Linked DNA regions of Homo sapiens: region 2 is linked to region 1. A link is a contact called in ENCODE Hi-C data. All regions are on one chromosome and are shown on one strand. The core of a region is the stretch at or near the end of the contact, and the rest is flanking DNA. Distances in the headings are between cores, read along the strand shown. Region 1 overlaps FERMT1 (FERM domain containing kindlin 1). Region 2 overlaps SHLD1 (shieldin complex subunit 1).

What was found. A loop is a pair of places that touch in the nucleus more often than their neighbours do. Pooled maps may share reads with other maps.
Region 2: a loop to region 1 is called in a map of IMR-90, with 15 times the contacts of the local background. The contact joins two enhancer-like sites. A Hi-C loop is called at or near these places in 37 of 168 maps with a recorded cell type or tissue (A673, CD14-positive monocyte, CD4-positive, alpha-beta T cell and 23 more), 10 of 37 single-sample maps with no recorded cell type and 41 of 50 pooled maps.

Annotation. Positions count from the first base shown.
Region 1 is chr20:6,071,831-6,076,776 of GRCh38, reverse strand. It overlaps FERMT1 (FERM domain containing kindlin 1), which reads left to right. Exons shown (of 15, transcript NM_017671.5): 15 at 1-1,932. Among named protein-coding and RNA genes, the nearest start is that of LRRN4, 20 kb to the right of the region's middle. RefSeq lists a silencer at 2,343-2,492. Within about 2 kb of position 2,575, at least 6 of the 41 ENCODE cell types and tissues checked have a DNase peak (open chromatin) inside an H3K27ac peak, as active enhancers do.
Region 2 is chr20:5,783,970-5,788,680 of GRCh38, reverse strand. All of the region lies in intron 2 of SHLD1 (shieldin complex subunit 1), which reads right to left. Among named protein-coding and RNA genes, the nearest start is that of SHLD1, 36 kb to the right of the region's middle. Within about 2 kb of position 1,285, at least 5 of the 41 ENCODE cell types and tissues checked have a DNase peak (open chromatin) inside an H3K27ac peak, as active enhancers do.

The DNA.
Region 1 (4,946 bases), core at 1,326-3,825:
AAGAACAACTCTTATTTCACAAACTCAGGTATGAAACGAAACGCCTGTCCTTCATGGAACTGCTTTTAGCTCCTGTCTTTTCAAAATGGCAGAGGGAGTTCCTACACACACTTTTTCCCTGGAGGCCAAGGTCTAGGGGTAGAAAGGGGAGGGGTGGGGCTACCAGGTAGCAGTTGACAACCCAAGGTCAGAGGAGTGGCCCTCAGTGTCATCTGTCCACAGTGATACCTGCCAAGATGACCACTGACCCACATCTGGTCTTAGTCATTGGTCTCCTCAGATTTCTGGGGCCACCTGCAAGCCCCATTCCATTCCTACAGATCTCTCAGCCACCTGTAAGTCCTTTGTGAAGATGTGGGTGACACAGGGGGACAGGAAAACCCATTTCTCAACCCAGATCCATGTCTCCACTGCTTCTACTCTGGGTTGGGATTCAGGAAGACAGGCACAGTCCTCTCTGTTCATAGAAACACCTGCCAGTGTCAAGGATTCCAGTCAGGTGTCTATCCCAACTGGTCAGGGAGAGAAGGGCAGACCCATTCTCAAAGACCACCATGTCCAAGGTCTGACAGCTCCCCACTGGCTGCCCCCACAGGGGCTTTAGGCTGGTCTGGGTCATGGGGAAGCGTCCCTCTTATCGCTGGTCTGTGTTCTCCTGGATTTGGTATCTATGTTGGTACGACTCCTGGCCTTTTATCTAAAGGACTTTGGCTTTTGTAAATCACAAGCCAATAATAGACTTTTTTCTCCCCCTCTGTTTTTTGCTGTGTCATCTCTGCCTTGAGACTGCCTTGAGACAGTGCTTGCCTTGAGAGAGTGAGCCAATTAACAGCTGCCTGAATTGTCATTTTCCATTTTGGTTTGTTAGAGGTGGGAGGGGTGGGTTTTGAGAAGGTCAAAAGCAATACCAGAAGTAAAGGGAAATATCAGACAATATTTTATTATTTTTTCATAGATGTTCTGCCACACAAAGAACTTGGGGTGTAAGGATAAGGCAAAAGCTCCAATCCCATTTTTCAGTTCTCCTAGGATGCACCCCTCAGGGAGCCTGGCCAGAGTTCCGAGGCCCGTGAGCGTCAGCTGTTGCTTTATTTTCCATCAAAGCCCTCTGAGAAGTGAGACCTCAGCAATTCCGGGAGCCACATAGAGACAGACTTGGCAAGGGACCCCCTGGTTCTGAGCCAGTAGCTGCCATCTGGAAATTCCTCTTTTAGCCTCTCCTTAGAGGTGAATGTGAATGAAGCCTCCCAGGCACCCGCTGAATTTCTGAGGCCTTGCTTAAAGCTCAGAAGTGGTTTAGGCATTTGGAAAATCTGGTTCACATCATAAAGAACTTGATTTGAAATGTTTTCTATAGAAACAAGTGCTAAGTGTACCGTATATACTTGATGTTGGTCATTTCTCAGTCCTATTTCTCAGTTCTATTATTTTAGAACCTAGTCAGTTCTTTAAGATTATAACTGGTCCTACATTAAAATAATGCTTCTCGATGTCAGATTTTACCTGTTTGCTGCTGAGAACATCTCTGCCTAATTTACCAAAGCCAGACCTTCAGTTCAACATGCTTCCTTAGCTTTTCATAGTTGTCTGACATTTCCATGAAAACAAAGGAACCAACTTTGTTTTAACCAAACTTTGTTTGGTTACAGTTTTCAGGGGAGCGTTTCTTCCATGACACACAGCAACATCCCAAAGAAATAAACAAGTGTGACAAAAAAAAAAAAAAACAAACCTAAATGCTACTGTTCCAAAGAGCAACTTGATGGTTTTTTTTAATACTGAGTGCAAAAGGTCACCCAAATTCCTATGATGAAATTTTAAATTAATGGGCACCTTTCAACATCATTTGCTTCCTTATCTACAGTTGATTCAGAAATCTGCATTTTTTATTCTTTTATATGACTTTTAAGTAAAAGATTTATATGGATTTGAGTACGGTCCTGTTGTGTCCTCTCCAACCTACTGTCTCCAAAAAGGTGACTTTTTCCTCTCTTATGAAAAGGGACTGCAACTCTGAGGTCTAACATGTGTCTCTCCTCACAGCGCCAAGATTCCGGGTCGTTCCCTCCCGTGGTGTGGGGAGTGGCAGATTCCAGGGGTCCTCAGAGAGCCCCTTAGAAACCTCACTTACCCGCTGGTTTCAACTCCTTTCTCACTGACTTGGTCACAGATTTCCTGGCATATCCTGCCTTATCATGAGCTCTTTTGTCTCTTTCCAGTTCTATATTAAAACACACACACACACACACACACCAGCAAGCAAAGATCCCCAGCGGCAATAGAACAGCAGAAGCCTCTGATTCTGATGGCTGAGTGTTGAGGGCACTTTGCTTTAGTGACATGCAGTTTATAGATATCCCTTTGTGCAATTCTCCTGTCAGCCCACAGAGGGTAGAAATGGCTTCCTCTACAAAGGAGAAAGGTTCAGAAGGTGAACTTGCCCAGGGTCACACTGCCAATGAGCAGTGTTTGTCTTGACTCCAGAAGCCACTAAGCTTAACCCAGCAAACCCCACCCTTCCTTCCCAGCCTTGCCCAGCCTTGAAATGCCCCTTACCCTAGCTCCAGAGCAGGCGTTCCTGAGCTCAGGCTCATACCAGTAAGAGAGAACCAGGGGCATTAAGAGCAGTTAGCTGTGGGAGGAGAGGCTGGACCAAAAAGGTCTGGGAGCCAGAGAAATGAGGTGCTTAGAGTGTTGTTGTTTTTTTCTTTGTTTTAATTTTTGTTTTTGTTTTTTGAGATGGAGTTTCACTCTTGTTGCCCAGGCTGGAGAGCAATGGCGTGATCTCAGCTAACCACAACCTCCGCCTCCCAGGTTCAAGCGATTCTCCTGCCTCAGCCTCCCGAGTAGCTGGGACTACAGGCATGCACCACCACGCCTGGCTAATTTTGTATTTTTTTTAGTAGAGACGGGGTTTCTGCATGTTAGTCAGGCTAGTCTTGAACTCCTGACCTCAGGTGATCCGCCTGCCTCGGCCTCCCAAAGTGCTGGGATTACAGGCGTGAGCCACCGTGCTTAATTTTGGGAAAGTTTCATTTTTAGTCCCACGGTCAGAAAAGTAAGGAAATGAGGAAGCTTTAATTTGAAAACTCATTTAATACAAGAAGTCAAGATATTTTATAATATCTGTCTTCTAAAATCACTTTAAAATTTTATTTTTAACTCACAAGATTTATTTTTGGGGGCTGGGCATAGTGGCTCACCTTGTAATCCCAGCACTTTGGGAGGCCAAGGCAGGAGGCTTACCCGAGCCCAGGAGTTCAAGACCAGCTTGGGCAACACAGCAAGACCCCATCTCTACAAAGATTTTAAAAAATTAGCTGGGCATGGTGGCACATGCCTGTAGTCCTAGCTACTTGGGAGGCTGAGATGAGAGGATCCCTTGAGCTCCAGGAGTTCAAGGTGGCAGTGAGCTATGATCATGCCATCACACTCCAGCCTCAGTGACCCTGTCTCAAAAAAAAAAAAAAAAATTGGCTTCTACATTTAGTATCTCTATATTCATTTTAATTATTTTCTCACATAGCGTGACTTTCCTGCCTCTCCCCCTTCCACTCCTGTCACCCCAGAATCTCTCAGTGGTAGGAGACAGAAAGGGAACATTCCTCTTTGTTATTTCACCCATCTTTCCTTCTCATGCACCCTACAGCCAAGGACTCTTGAGTCCAGGAAATCATAGCTGGAAAATCTGAAAAACTGAAAAAGTGAAGCCCTTGGCCCTCACTTGCTTCAAAGTTTTTCCAATTCCTTGAACCTCACTGGAGTTGTGTGGAAATATTGAGTGCTATCAGAAAGAGGGGAGGCCGGGCACGGTGGCTCACGCCTGTAATCCCAGCATTTTGGGAGGCCGAGGCAGGAGGATCACCTGAGGTCGGGAGTTCGAGACCAGCCTAACCAAAATGGAGAAACCCCGTCTCTACTAAAAATACAAAATTAGCCAGGTGTGGTGGCACCTGCCTGTAATCCCAGCTACTCGGGAGGCTGAGGCAGGAGAATCACTTGAACCTGGGAGGCAGAGATTGCGATGAGCCGAGATCACACCATTGCACTCCAGCTTGGGTGAAAGAGCGAGACTCCTCCATCTCAAAAAAACAAAAACAAAACAAACAAAACAAACAAACAAACAAAAACCGAAAAGAAAAAGCTATCCTGACATTTGCACACACATCTCATGTTGCATCAAGACTCAGTGATTGGCCGGGTGTGGTGGCTCACATCTGTAATCCCAGCATTTTGGGAAGCCAAGGCGGAAGGATTGCTTGAGCCTAGGAGTTCAAGACCAGCCTGGGCAACAGCAAGACCCTGTCTCTATTTAAAATAATCATAATAATTTTTGTAAAGGCTCAGTTATCTCAGAGGAGTCCCAATTTTTAAAAAACCTGAATGAGAATGCTCCTGACTAACACCTGTGGGGAAGATTCTTTCCACTAAAAGGATTTACCTCTTTTCTCCAACTTACTCTGTGAGCTCCAAAAACACCCATAATTCCCCATGTGCTGCAGTGTCTTCAGTCATCACAGAGGAAAAGTCCTATAGCCGCTTCTCCCTAGCCACTGCAAATGACAAAAGCTGCATGGGGACTTAACAGGATAGTGTCTCTCTTCTTCACCCCTGGAAGTTGGGCGGGGAGGCCTCTGGCTGCCCTCTGACATCCCTCAGTTGCAAAAGTGGAGCGTGGAGAGAAGGCAGAGCCCTGTGTGAGAGGAGCAGAGGATCTGGGGGAGGGAAGGGCCCAACACCCCAAGCCTGTGCCCTCTGACTCAAGAGATGTGTTGATGGACATAAATGGGGCCGGTAACAGGGAAGGCAAATTAAGTTCAAAAATATAGACAGCTATGACTGCACCACTGCACTCCAGCCCGGGCGACAAAGCACGACCCTGAGAAAATTTTATTCTCTAAAAATAAAATTTTAAAATAAATATATAAATATATATATAATATAAA
Region 2 (4,711 bases), core at 36-2,535, 290 kb after region 1:
TGAGAACTTTTAATTCTACCTCGAGTAGGCACAGAACTCTGCAAAGAACAAATGAGAAAGGTTTAACACACATCTGGTACGTTTAAATTCTTTTTCTCAGTAAGGCTCAGGAAAGTGTAACAAGTAGCCACCAGAGGGCAGTAGACTCAAACACTGTCTGATAGCAAGAACTCGCCAGGCACCACCTCCAGGCCTAGGCTCAGAGCAGCAGCTCTCTGGGTATTATTGGCTGAAAACATGCAATATTATTTTAACCATTTTTCCTCAAACTCAACTTCTAAAATGGTGTTAGTCTGAGGGTCACTTCCTCATCTTATTTATACTGCATTTTACAATCCCTAATATTTTCCAATTTGTAAAAGAAAATTCTGGACAAAACAACAACTACTGAATATACTAGGAAGAAATGGGGGTACACCTCTGTTTTTTTGTTTTTTACAATTTATTTAAATTTGCCCCTCAATTGTATTATTTTTAAGAAGGAAAAAAACCTCACATACTTAAAATATGGAATACAGTTTTCTTAAGAAAATAGCTTTGAAAGCAATTTAGGGGTATCCTTAAAGCCATAATTGCATACATGGTTATTACAGAAATATTTGCTAAAAAAGAAACAACTCCACTAGGAACATGCTTTCTTCATGATGGGGAAATGTAGGAATAACATTCTATTCTCAGTAGCACTATATCTCCTTACAGCTGTTCATTTCTCTACTTGTTTTCTTTTCAAGGAAAAAAAGCCAGGGGCTTTTGAGAGAGACTAGTTGACTTTCTAGTCAAGAGTTAAACAAATCTGCAGGGCTTATGTAATAATATATGCTTTTAACTTAGAAATGTTATATTATCCTACACAGATCACACAGAGCTTTAAATTTTATGATAATTTTACAAATGGATGAGCAGGGCACCGTGATAAATACTTGATCTCCATTTTTAAACCTTATCAAGTTTCACTTATATGTGTTTTTCATTTATTCATTCACCAGCCTTTACTGAGCACCTACCATGTGCCAGGAACTGACTGACCCTTATTCCCTACTCACACCAGGGTCTAGGCGTAGCAGGCAGAAGCTGCAGGCATTGTGTGATTAGGCCAGGCAGTGGGCAAAACATGAACCTGGTCAGTCAAACATGGGGGACCCAGGAATTAACATAAAAGCCTTTATCCTTAAAAGTTATGTTCTAATAAGCTGGGTTTTTGTAACTTCAAGCATGTTACCAAAAGCCAACTATCAAAAACTCCAGGGAGCTAAAAGGTTGGCCAAGGGCAGCCACTCAGCAGACAAACAGCAACTTCAAGGGCAAAGAGCCAAGAATAAGAAGAGTTCTGGCACCAGATGAGAAAATTTCTTCTGGGTAGAAAAAGTGATCAAGGGCTTCATTGATTCCAGCAAAGGGAGTTAAAATTCCTGACTTGTTTTCTTCCCTGGGTTTTCACATAAGAAGTTGGATCCTACCTGGTGTGAGAAATTTAACTGAGAAGGCAATGCCTTTGTGGGGACCAAGGCCCTTGGCCCCCTGGAGGTTTGTTGAAAATCACTGACATGAGGCAGATTGATTGATGGGAGAAAGGCATACAAATTTATTTAATGTGTATGCACTGAAGCCTTCAGAATGCAAACCCAAAGATACAGGGGAAATTGTCCATTTTTATGCTTAGGTTCAATAAACTATGGACTTTGTTGTAGAAATAAGACCTTCATATTTCTACAACAGCAGAAATAGCAGTGTGGTCAGGAGGCACACATGAGAGGATCCTGCCAATTCAACAAATGATCAAATGATCTGGCTTGAGAAGCCTTTTTGTCTTCCTGGGGCAGAGATTCCCCTTCCCTGCCCATATTCACTGGGGCAGATGGGAGGCACTGGGAAAGGGGAATCAAAGTGTAGAAATATGATTGAACAAAAAAGGTAAGATCTAATGTTAATAGATTCAGTGGGGAGCCCAGCAAGGCCTGTCTGTCTAGATTCTTCTTGGCCTCTCTGAGCAGCGCTCCTTCCTTCAGGGCATGGGACAGGACCTTCTCTGAAATGGGGGTCTTATCACCTACAGTCAAACAAAGTAGGTCAGATAATTTTTCTTTTCTTTTTTTTTTTAATTTAAAAGAGATGAGGTCTCATTCTGTCACTCAGGTTAAAGTGCAGTGGCACGACTGTAGCTTACTGTAGCCCCAACCTCCTGCGCTCAAGCAATCCTCCCACCTCAGCCTCCTAAGTACCTGGGACTGTAGGTGCATGCTACCATGCCCAGTTAATTTATTTTATTTGTAGAGGCGAGGTCTTGCTATGTTGGCCAGGCTGGTCTCGAACTCCTGGCTTCAAGCGAACCTCCCGTCTCGGCTTCCCAAAGTGCTGGGATCACAAGGGTGAGCCACTGCACCCAGCCAGATAATTTCTTTATGGCCAAGTTTTACCCAGAAAGGCAGAGGGAAAATTAGAGTAATATTTTTAGGTTCTATGGCTGGTTTGGAGAAAGGGGGTTCTGGTTTCTATGACCCACCTTGGGGAAGAGGGATTCTAGCTTCTATGGCTGGCCTTGGGTGGAGAATGAGACTCAGACAAGAGGGCAGACAAAGGTCAAAGGAAAACTTTTGCTTCTGAGGCTGCTGCAGAGACCTTCATTTTGGGGTACTGCTTTCTGAGCCCCAACACCTTCTCTCCAATTAGTGCACAAGTAGTTCAAGCTTCTTCCACAACAGGAAGATGGGAGAAATGGAAAGGAGAGCACAGTGAAGAGTGGACACAATGCTGGTCCAGTGGACCAGGAGTCACAGTCACCCTGACAGGGTACCAATATCGGCTTGAAGATACTGACTTAGTAGAAAGATGCTAGCTCAGACTTAAAGAAGTAACTGCATATTTAAAGCTTTTTTTTTTTTTTTTTGGAGACGGAGTCTTACTCTGTTACCCAGGCTGGAGTGCAGTGGCACAGTCTCGGCTCACTGCAACCTCTGTCTCCCGGGTTCAAGCAATTCTCCTGTCTCAGCCTCCCGAGTAGCTGAGACTACAGGCGTGTACCACCATGCCCAGCTAATTTTTGTATTTTTAGTAGAGACGGGGTTTCACTGTGTTGGCCAGGCTGGTCTCGAACTCCTGACCTCAGGTGATCCGCCCACTTTGGCCTCCCAAAGTGCTGGGATTACAGGCGTGAGACATCGTGCCTGGCCTAAAGCTTAATTCTTAATGCATAGTATGTAATCATACCTAGATGTCTGCATTTCTTTAAAGGTCTGCCTTTGCAGTCAACCTGACCCAGGTTTGAGTCTCAGATTTCCACCAGTCTGTGGGTAACATTAATATGAAACGAGCCTCTCTAAAACTGTTTCCTCATGAGTAACAAGGAGATCATAATAGGATTTACTTCTTGGGTGTGGCTGTGAGAATCAAAAGAACAACGTGTGTGAAATGCATAGCACAGTGCCTGAAATGTAAGTGCACAACAAATGGAAAAACCAGCCATCTTTTGGTCTTCCCTTGTGTATAGCCTTTATCTCATAAATACATAACAATGAATGAAACTAGTGACGGTGTCTGTTTGAAATGGGGGTCTTATGGCCTACGGTCTTTGGGATTGACTATTGTAATCAAGTTGTTTCCTTGTATTTTAAGAAGACATAGCTGAGTAAAAAGTCAGATGAATGCTTACTTGAAGAAGCCCTTGAGAGGAGCTATCAGGCCAGAACATGAGGTCACACTGCTGTGCACCTGGACTCGGCAGATAAGTGCCCCGGAGGTGTGGCTTGAGACAGTAACATGGCCAGTTTTTCAACTCAGTTGGGATTTCTTTTTAAAACTGTGACTGCAGGCAAAGTACACAGAAGTAAATAAGCCTCTTCCCCCATAGCACGTGCCCTTGAAACTTAAGAGTGAGGAACAACGAGAGATGTCACAGGTGGCAAATAACATTCTTGAGCTTTTAAAAATAATTCTGGGCCGGGCGCGGTGGCTCACGCCTGTAATCCCAGCACTTTGGGAGGCTGAGGCGGGCGGATCACAAGGTCAGGCGATCGAGACCAACCTGGCTAACACGGTGAAACCCCGTCTCTACTAAAAATATAAAAAATTAGCCGGGCGTGGTGGCGGGCGCCTGTAGTCCCAGCTACTCGGGAGGCTGAGGCAGGAGAATGGCGTGAACCCGGGAGGCGGAGCTTGCAGTGAGCCGAGATCGCGCCACTGCACTCCAGCCTGGACAGCAGAGGAGACTCCAACTCAAAAATAAAATAAAAAAAATTAAAAATAAATAAATAAATAAAATAATTCTATTATTATCCTCTCCAGTGACTATTTAATGTGACACATAATTTAGCAGTACATATCGAAAGTTATAGAGAACTATACTTTTTTAGTTTTAAAGAAGGGATAGAGAAGTTACAGTTAGTCTGCACAGAGGGTCACCCAGAAAATAGGAGTTGCCAGGTTACTACATGGCCTTGGGTGATTTTCTTCATTATCCTGGGATTCAACTTCCCCATGTGGAAAATGAGAGGATTAGCTGGGCTCTGTGGTTTTCTTTTTTCTTTTTTTTTTTTTTAAGACAGTCTCACTTTGTCGCCCAGGCTGGAGTGCCCGTGGCGCCATCTCGGCTCACTGCAACCTCCGCCTCCCGGGTTCAAGCAATTCTCCTGCCTCAGCCTCCTGAGTAGCTGGAATTACAGGCTCACACCACCAACCTGGCTAATTTTTGTATTTTTAGTAGAGACGGCGTTTTGCC